Linked DNA regions of Homo sapiens: region 1 is linked to region 2. The links are chromatin loops, found by intact Hi-C in ENCODE. Cell type or tissue: sigmoid colon. All regions are shown on one strand.

Region 1 (5,000 bases), 94 kb before region 2:
ATGTCTGGGGTTCCTGATGTGGAACCTGTCCTCAGACCCTAACGCAAGAATTTTTAAATGAAGTGCTCCCCAGGAGAGACTGAGGAGGCAACGGAAGTGGTAGGGTGGAGCAGGGGGGAAGCCGAGTGAAAGCACCATCTCAGGCCAAGTCCTGCAAAGGCAATTTCAGCCTATAGTTGTCCCCAGCCAGGCTGTCACACTTAGCACCTGTCAGTTACTGGTGGAGGATGCTCTGCAGGGCATGGGACTTCACTTCCTGGGCTCCCCACCTTGTGCATAGCCACCCTGGCAGCCCTAGTGCAGACCCTGAAGAAGGGCTGCAGGTGCCCGAAAAGTCAGACGTGTAGCTTCAGGTGACGCTTTTCTGCCTCCAGAGCAGAGTCCCTGCGTCCCGGCCAGCAGGTGGGAAGCAGCTCCCCCGAGCCTTCCAGGGAATGTTGTCACCCTTTGACGATGGGAAACTGAGGCTTGTAAAATGTAAGTGCTTTGTCTGGGGGTTTCTTAGTGGGTATGGTGTGGCCAAGTCAGGATCCAAATTTGTGCCTGTCTTTCTGCTGTGCTTTGCTTTCTGACCACATTGTCACCATGAAAACTCCGAGGCAAGATGGAGCCCTGTGCCCCATGCCCAGAGACTTCCACCTAGGCCTTGGTGTGACATTTGGGGTAAAGGGCCTTTCTAAAAATAATACGGAAGGAGTGGGTTGTTTACTTGCAAAATACAAATTTGTGGTATAATTTCAGGACACTTTCAGACCACTCTTCTAAGCTTGTCTAAGAATCTCAGGTTAAGACTCCTCTAAATTAGGGGTAAAAAAACTTTCTGTAAAAGGCGAGATAGTGTATCTTAGGCTCTGCAGGCCATACAGACTTCCATGGACAAGGTGTAAACAAATAGGTGTGTCTGTGTTTCAGTAAAACTTTATTTATAAAACAGGTGGTGGGCCAGATTTGGCCTTCAGATCAGTGTCAACCACTGGTCTAAGTTGACCCTGAACCCCTCTGCAAAGTGATTACAACAAATTAGACAGAGCACGTTCTACCTGATGAAGCATTCATGAGGGCCCCGTCATGTTTGTTTTGAGACAGGGTCTTGCTCTGTCACCCAGGCTAGAATGCAGTGGCATCATCATAGCTCACTGCAGCCTCAAACTCCTGGGCTCAAGCCATCCTCTTGCCTCAGCCTCCCAGTGCAAGTCCCAAGTAGCTGGGACTACAGGTGTGCAGCACCATGCCCAGATAATTTTAAAATTTTTTGTCGCACTATTTTTTGTCTCACTATCCCAGCAAATTTTTTTTTTTAGACGGAGTCTCACTGTATCTCCCAGGCTACGGTGCAGTGGCACGATCTCGGCACACTGCAACCTCTGCCTCCCGGGCTCAAGCGATTCTGTTTCTCCTGCCTCAGCCTCCCAAGTAGCAGGGACTACAGGCATGTGCCACCATACCTGGCTACTTTTTTGTATTTTTAGTAGAGATAGGGTTTCACCATATTAGCTAGGCTGGTCTCGAACTCCTGACCTTGGGTGATCTGCCCGCCTAGGCCTCCCAAAATGCTGGGATTACAGGCATGAGCCACTGCACCCAGCTTACTTATCCCAGCTAATTTTTTAACTTTCTGTCTTGCTATGTTGCCCAGGCTGGTCACAGACTCCTGGGCTCAAGCTATCCTCCTGCCTTGGCCTCCCAAAGTGCTGGGATTACAGGTGTGAGCCACTGCACCCAGCCTCATCACCTGTTAATTAAGTGCCCCCATGAGAGAAAGCAATCTATTGAGCATCAACTAGGTGCTGGGGCTCTGCTGGGCGTTTAATATATACCATTGGGAGCATTCTCCCTTCCCAAGGTCACGAGCTCTCACAAGCAAAGATGAGCTCATTACGTTCAGTCAGCTCACACTGGCTCTCCATGTCAAGTCATTCTCATTTTTGTTTGTCAGCTTCCTGTTGTTGTTACCAAAGTCACATGTAGTTAAGTGTCTCGGTGAGCTGGGAATCAGTCTGCATTTACTTGGTGATGATTTAATGAATGTCCAATTTCCAGTAGATTATAAGCGTCATGAGGACAGGGTCCATCCTGTCCCCAGTGCTAGCATGGTGCATGGCACACAGCAGGCTCTTAACAGATGTGTATTGAGCGAATCAGTGAGTGGATTCGCAGCTGAATGAGGAGGAGTCATCAAGGCAGCGAGGGTGGGTGGGCACAGTTCTGCATGTGGCCCCCTCTCGTTGCTTCTCAAAGGCACTGGGCTGCCCTAAAGCTGGCAAGTATGCGGACCTTCTGCGCAGCCGTGCGTCTGCAGCCCTGGTGGGAACAGAAGGCCTGGCAGATCTGGGGAGGGGACCAAGGGCCAGGACAGAAAAAGGGTGGAATGCAGCTACTAAAAGAGAGTAGATGCTGTTGAGTAACAAGGCCTTGCCTTAAGGAGTCTAACAAAGAGGGCTATTTGGGCAAAAACAAGGGGGACGTGTTCTCCAGTCGCTACCAGAAGCGTAATTAATTCTATCAGGCAGTGTCCTGCTGTTCCCGGCTCCTGCCCCAGCCTCCACCCAGACCCTCCCTTGCACCGGGAAAAGCTGAGGCTGCCCCCACCAAGAGACATAAGCCCGATTCATAATTTTCCTTTCCTAATTAGGCACAGGAATGATGGAGACAATTATTAATAATGTATTGGGGTTTTTTTTAATGTCCCCTCAGGAGCCGAGCCTGAGAACAGTGCCCTTGATGATAAGCAGCCAATCTGCCACCACACTGGGCTCCGCGCACAGAGCACCAGGCAGAAATAGATAAGCCAGGGGAGCAAGTGGCCCGCAGAGCACAGGCTACAGATAAGGAGCCATAGATGGAAGGGCACAGAGCCCCTCACCCAGGGCTCAGGAAGGGCCTCGGCCACCAGCCAGGGGGGCAGAGAGGCTCCCGGTGCCGCTGCCTGTGTCCCCCGTTCCTTCCTTTGCTGGCACCTTCTCACAGGACTGCTCCTGCACCCTGTCGGGCTCAGCTTGAACGTCGCCTCCTCAGAGAGGCCTTCCTGATGCCCAGGGTGGCCCTATCGCCCCTTTCCACACACTGCGTTGCTCCCTCCAGTCCCCCAAAGCGTCTCTCCTGGCCGTTTGTCACATGCGGGGACTTGCCTGCTTTGTGTCTATGCAGCCGTCACAGGTTGGCCCTGGGGCCAGACTGTCTGGGTTCAATCTCAGTTTCGTCATCTGGCCAAGCATTGTCCTTGCTCCCTGTGGGCCCCTCACCCCTCTCTCCCTGCTCTCACTTTATCACACACACCGGGCACAGGCCCCCTTGGGCTCAGCTCTTCCCCCTCGCCTGGGCCACAGCCATCAGCACTCACACAGTCTCTCACACTCATGCACACTCATTCACACACATACACATTCACACACTCATACGCACTCACACACATACACATTCACACTCACATACACACACTCACACACTCCCACACACAGTCCCCCACTCTCACACACTCATATACACTCTCCCACTCAGTCCCAACTCATACTCACACACTTATACACACACACTCATACACACACACTCACATAATCACACTCCACACAGTCCCCCACTCTTACACACTCATACACACACTCTCCCACTCAGTCCCCACTCACACACACTCATACACACACTCATACACTCTCACACACAATCACACTCCCACACACTCAGTCCCCTTACACTCTCACATACTCATACACACACTCTCCCACACACTTGCACTCCACACACTTCCCACTCGCACACTCATATACACACTCATACACTCACACACTCATATGCACTCCCATGTACTCTGTCACACACTCACTCTCACACACTCATACACAATACTCCCATGCACTCACACACTCCCCCACACACTCTCACACACTCATACACAATACTCCCATGCACTCACACACTCCCCCACACTCACACTCTCACACACTCACACACTCCACCTCCTGCCTTGAAATCCTTCCCATGACTTCTCCCCCCAGATATGGCTCCACGATGCCGCTCCCTTTTGCAGCAAAACTTGAACCGCGAGTTGTGCATCCCCACCATTTCCATTTCCTCTCATTCTCTCTTTGACTCCCCGAATCCGGCTTCCTCCCTCCACTCCCGCCAAACCACTTTTCAGCGGCCAGCAGCAACTGCCACGTGGCACCATCCCATGGCTGGCTCCCAGCCTCGCTGTACTTGACCATCAGCTGCGGTGGACACACTTGACCTCCCCTCCTCCTGGACGTCCCTTCCTGACGTGGCTGCAGGACCGGATGGCTTGGGCCGCCTTCCTCACAAGCCTCCCCTGTCACCCTCCTCTGCACCTCCTCATGTTGAGGTGCCCCAGGGCCAGGCCTTGGCCCTCTTCTCCCCTCTGCCTACCCTCTCCCACTTGACAACCCCCTCCAGTCTCAGGGCTAGGTGCTGGCCACTGCCAAATGCCTGCCTCCAGTTCTCGATTCTCAACGCAGAGTCCGGCCCCAGCTGCTTTCTCACTGTCTCCCGTGGTGTGTGACAATTTCAGACTTCACACCTGACCTCCACACCCGTCCCAAAGCTGCACGGACCCAGTAATCTTCCCCATCAGTTGGTGACAGCTTCCTCCTCCCACAAGCACAGCCCCAAACCCTCAGAGTCATCCTTAGCTCCTCTCTGTGTCTGCTGCCCACATCCACATTTCCATGAAATCCACCTCGAGAGCATTTCCAGACTCTGACCTTTCCTCACCGCCTCTGCGGAGAACCCTGAGTCTGAGCCCCGCCATCTCGCTGCTAGGTTATCAGCAGTATCCCCGCAGCCTCCCGCCCTTCCCCCACGCCACACACCCAGTTTAAACACAGAGGGACTGTGCTGACCTGTAGGTCAGAATTCACCACCCTCTCTTAAGTCCTCCCCATGGCCTCCTTATGGCATCCCCATGGCCCCATGTGGTCCCATCTCCTTCTAGTCTCCCCTCGCGACTCCCTCTAGGCCACACTGGCCTCCTTCCTGCTCCCCAGAAC
Region 2 (5,000 bases):
CAACACTTGCCACTCTTCTGTGCCCAAGTTAAATCTTCTGACAGTCACATCGGCACACAGGCATTTAAATTTGCCATACCTCAGCCGGGCGCTTTGGCTCACGCCTGTAATCCCAGCACTTTGGGAGGCCGAGGCAGGAGGACCACAAGGTCAGGAGATTAAGACCATCCTGGCTAACATGGTGAAACCCCGTCTCTACTAAAAATACAAAAAATTAGCTGGGCATGGTGGTGGGCGCCTGTAGTCCCAGCTACTCAGGAAGCTGAGGCAGGAGAATGGCGTGAACCCAGGAGGCGGAGCTTGCAGTGAGCCGAGATTGTGCCACTGCACTCCAGCCTGGGTGACAGAGCGAGACTCTGTCTCAAAAAAAAAAAAAAAAAATTTGCCATACCTCATCCCATCCCTTCTCTTAGCCTGTGCGGCTCTTTAGCAGTGAAGCCCTGATTGGTTCTCGGGTCCTAGGAGGTTCCATGTGCTTAAAATTTGTGCACTCAGTTTCCTGTGTGTTGATGTACAGTAGCTATACACATACACAGTTTCAAAGTACTAACCCTTCTTGCTTGGATTTATTCAGCTACTCCACATCTGTGGGCAAACGAGGATCATAGAATATAAGAGGTGGTAAAGATCCCTCCTCTATACTCCTGCTTCTTACAGTAACTCAAAGCTCAAAGCAGCACACGCTGAGCTAAGGGTCCCTGCATTATCCCTTACAGACCTATTAGTAGTATCTGCCCATTTGGAAAAATGTATTAGCATAGGTTGTTGATCTTTATCAAGTATCTTATGTTACATAATACTCATTTCAGAAGTGGAGCTACTAATAGGTAACCTGATCCTTTTGTTTTTCTGTCTATGGGAAATGCACTTTATTTTTATTTTATCTTATATTTTTGAAACAAGATCTCACTCTGTTGCCCAGGCTGGAGTGCAGTGGCACAAATATGGCTCATTACAACCTCGACTTCCCAGGCTCAAGCAATCTTCCCACCTCAGCCTCCCAAGTAGCTGGGACAAAAGGTACATGCCATTACGCCTGGCTAATTTTTAAAATACTTTCTATTTGTTTATTTATTTTTGAGACAGAGTCTCTCTCTGTCATCCAGGCTAGAGTGCAGTGGTGCGATCATGGCTCACTGCAGTCTCAACCTCCTGGGCTCAAACAATGAGCACACCTCAGCCTCCCAAGTAGCTGGGACTACAGGTGCATGCCACCTTGCCCAGCTAATTTTTTTTAAGAGACAGAGTCTCACTATATTGCCTAGCCTATGTTTTTTTTTTTTAATCTTTCGTAGAGACGAGGTCTCGCCATGCTCCCCAGACTGCTCTCAAACTCCTGGGTTCAAGCGATCCCCCTACCTCTGCCTCTCAAAGTGTTGGGATTACAGGCATGAGCCGCTATGCCCTGCCTGATTCATTTTGTTGCCAGTTAAATGCTTCTGTAATCTGCATAGAGAAAGCACAAAAAACCTCATGGAACAGGTCAGGTTCAAAGCCAGCAACACCACTGCCAGCCACCACTCTGCCCCCTACTCTAGAGACATGAATGCCTTCAACTCACCCCTGCTGCAGAAGGGCAAGAAGAGTCTGCTAGTGAAATGAGCACTGGACTGTGAGTCAGAAAACCTCAGTTCTAATCCTCACATTGCCACCACTGTGTTGTTTCCAGAAGCTATACCATCTCTCTGAATTTGCAGAATTCATTTAGAAAACAGAGGCATTGGAAGGGATGATCTTTATAGGTTTCTTCCAGCTTTAACAGTATTGGCTTCTTATTTGCATTTACTGAGCTCATGTTGTCAATGATCCTTGGGCCACCAGATTTCCAGGTAGGTAATTGTGTGTGTATTCTTGGGAGATGGTATGGTGTAGGGGGTAACAGTCAAGCAGAAACATCATCATTCACAAACACAGCAATTACTTCCCTTTAGATAATTCTCTAAAATGGAAACTTTACATTATATGTCTGAGCTGCTTTTGGACAAAACTATTTACTTACTTATTTAATATCTACGGGAGAAAAACTGCCGGATAAACACAGTCTACTCATGTCTTCCTGGCTGTTTTTTTGTTTTTTTTTTTTTTTTTCAAATCAACTGGAAACATGCATATTCATAGTCAGTGAGCAAAATGCTCACTCCACATTCCTGTCATTCTCTAAGAGAAGACAGAACAACCCAAATAAGCATCCTCACTCCATGGCTGACGGAGTTTCCTCATTAACCTTTGCGATACATTAAATCACCCAAGACTCTGCTGCTTGTAAATAAACGGTCTGAAAATGGTAAGAAATTAATTGAAAATGAAACCTTCGGCTCAGCTTACCTTCAGAGGTAAAACACAAGGCAGCTTGGCAAAAAATGTCTGAAACTGGTTGCTAATTGTGGTCCAGAGGCTACTAGGAGAATCCATAGGCAAAGCTTCCATGAAGGTTGCAATGTTTTCCAAACAGCGAATCATAGCACCCCCTGCTGGTAAATTCTTTTTGTTATTTAGACCCTAAAAACACAAAAGCATAGGCCATCAACTGCTGAAACAGCACGGGAATGCATAGCGCTATTTGGTAAATGTCAGTTTAAAAGTCACATCTTCAGGCTATAAACGTGTTCAGTGCCTACTACATAGGCCAATCCCTGTGATAGACTGGAAGGATAACGAGAAAATCGTTCAGACAAACTTAAGGGGGAAAATTGATGAGAGGTGAAAAGTGAGCAAGAAATAGGAAACAGCTTCCAAGGGTCTACAATTGGTGTGGTTAGGTGCTAAGAAAACAATGAATGATGCTCACTGTAAATAATCCCCAGCACAAAGACTGAGCATAGAGTTACAGGAGCTGCAGCTTTTTTTCTAGCAGTGAGCATCTCCCGCAAGCAAACCCCAAGAGCTGACCTGCAGCAGTGCTGAGACTTGAACCCAAGTCTCTTGATCCAACGCCCATAGCTCCACCCACCACTCTGCCCTTGGAAAACCAAGTTGTTCTGTGGAAGCAAGGTCACGACTTAGCTGAGGGTATGGAGAAGTTTTCAATGAAGAGTAAATCCACGCAAAGCCGCAATGTCCAACTGACACTATTCTATGCAATTCTATTTCTTAATTAACTTTTTAAAATTTAAATTATGTTAATTTTTAAAATTTAAATTATGTTAATTTTTAAAATTTAAATTATTTAAATTTTAGCATTTTCTATTATTTTTCTTTTGAGTTGGGGGTCTCGCTCCGTTGCGAGTGTAATGTAGCCATTGGAGTGTAATGTAGCCATTACAACTTGGAGTGTAATGTAGCCATCACAGCTCACTGCAGCCCCCAACTCCTGAGTTCAAGTGATCCTTCCCCCTCAGTCTCCTGAGTAGCTGGGACTACAGGCATGTGTCACCATGCCAGCTAATTTCTTTTATTTTTATTTTGTAGAGATGGGGGTCTTGCTATGTTGCACAGGCTAGTCTTGAACTCCTGGCCTCGAGCAATCCTCCTGCCTCAGTCTCCCAAAGTGCTGGGATTATAGGCATGAGCCACTGCACTCAGCCCTTAGCTTTAAATTTAATATATATTTTTTAATTTTAAAATTTTAGATTTCATTTTTAAATTAAATAACATTGCAATCCTTCCTCAGCAGTATCCTATGGTGTGACTCAAAGAAACACAGCCCACAGTTGTGCTGGGGCTTAGAGTTTCGGCTGGGGCTTAGGGTGTCATTAAAGGAAACCCACCTCTAGGAGCTGACTGAGAGCTGCGATGGAGCTCAGCTCATTGAAGTCCATCAGAGACGAGGCTAAGGTCCGTAAAAAAGTCCCATCTGGAAAGTCAACGATCGGATTTAGTGTTTGGGTGTCTGGGATGAGGCAAATTTGTGGTGCCTGGATCCTCAGTGGATGAATTACCTTTGATCGTGCTTTGGAACAGCTGCGGGAAGATGCCGTTGGGGGCCAACTGATGGAAGATGCAGCGCAGGAACTGCTTGGCCACCCCCGCCGCATTGCCGGGAACCATCATGCTGGAGTTGAACAGGGGAGAAAAGACACGAAGTCATGGGCCAGTGAGCAGGTGTTCAGATATTTACTTAGAGTTCAGACATTTGCACACCATGCCTCTGATGGGATAGCTCACTGTCATGTTCATCAGTGAAATGAAATATTCTACTCAAACCTAATCCCTGTTAACAAGAAGTTTTTAGAAAGAGAGAACCATGAAATGCCAGTGTAGTCTCAGACGTATTCCAGGTCCCACAATGGACTCAGGAAGGTTATGAGATCCTGAGAGAAGAGGTCACATACAAAGGTCACATGCTCACAGAATGACAGTCAAGACTGGAGCCCTGGATGAGGATTACCAGGAAAATCCTCCCAGGAAAGTGTCACTGGCTAAGACAGAGTTGCTCTGAGGAAAAAAAAATTCATATATATATATATATATGCAGTGAGAGAGATGTTCATTCTCATTAGGAGATGTGGGAAGTTTTCTTTGGGCATCTGAGCTGACACTTGTAAAAAGGCTGGACTTTGACAGGTGCAATTTGACCTTCACCCTTCATGTGCACCTCTGCACATCAAAAGTAGGGCCAAATTTATGAGGCCCTGCCCCTTAGACTAAGGTACCAGAAAGGATGCTTCTTGATGTAGTTAGGGGGTAAGTTACCAGAAGGAAAAAAGAGAAAATCAAAGAACGTAAATAGATAAAGAGTAAGAAGTACTGCTTACCTAATTATGCCAATTATTACCTCATTGTGCCACATCTACCCTGAAATGCTGGTTCAAAGTTTTAGGTCAAAAATATTCTTCAGGAAAAAATAACGCCGAACTTACAATAACTTCAGAAAATAGAGAAGGAGAGAACCCTTCCCAATTTGTTTGATGCAGGCAGCATAGCCCTAAAACTAAAATTAATAAAGCCATTATCAAAATAAATTTTAAAAAAGAAGGAAACAGAAAAGAAATGGGAAGAGGACAGACAGACCCATAGTCGTCATGGCCACTGAATCCAGCTATAGATTAAAAGACCAAGTA

Evidence for each region. Hi-C counts contacts between places; a loop is a spot of excess contacts. Peaks named below come from ENCODE experiments on the same cell type or tissue, not always from the same donor. Only the 100,000 strongest peaks of a DNase experiment are listed, where the experiment ranks them.
Region 1: it touches region 2 in a loop (3.0-fold over the local background); 3 of 110 quality-filtered maps call a loop at or near these places.

The regions. Positions count from the first base shown.
Region 1 is chr14:93,746,486-93,751,485 of GRCh38, reverse strand. The region is part of intron 3 of PRIMA1 (proline rich membrane anchor 1); the gene reads left to right. Among named protein-coding and RNA genes, the nearest start is that of PRIMA1, 39 kb to the left of the region's middle. RefSeq lists an enhancer at 1,846-2,719. In sigmoid colon, no CTCF peak of the experiment used is centred here; a DNase peak (open chromatin) is centred at 2,290.
Region 2 is chr14:93,652,733-93,657,732 of GRCh38, reverse strand. It overlaps UNC79 (unc-79 subunit of NALCN channel complex), which reads right to left. Exons shown (of 52, transcript NM_001395159.1): 39 at 3,879-3,991; 40 at 3,708-3,793; 41 at 2,326-2,499. Among named protein-coding and RNA genes, the nearest start is that of PRIMA1, 130 kb to the left of the region's middle. In sigmoid colon, a CTCF peak has its summit at 2,479 (motif pointing left); no DNase peak of the experiment used is centred here.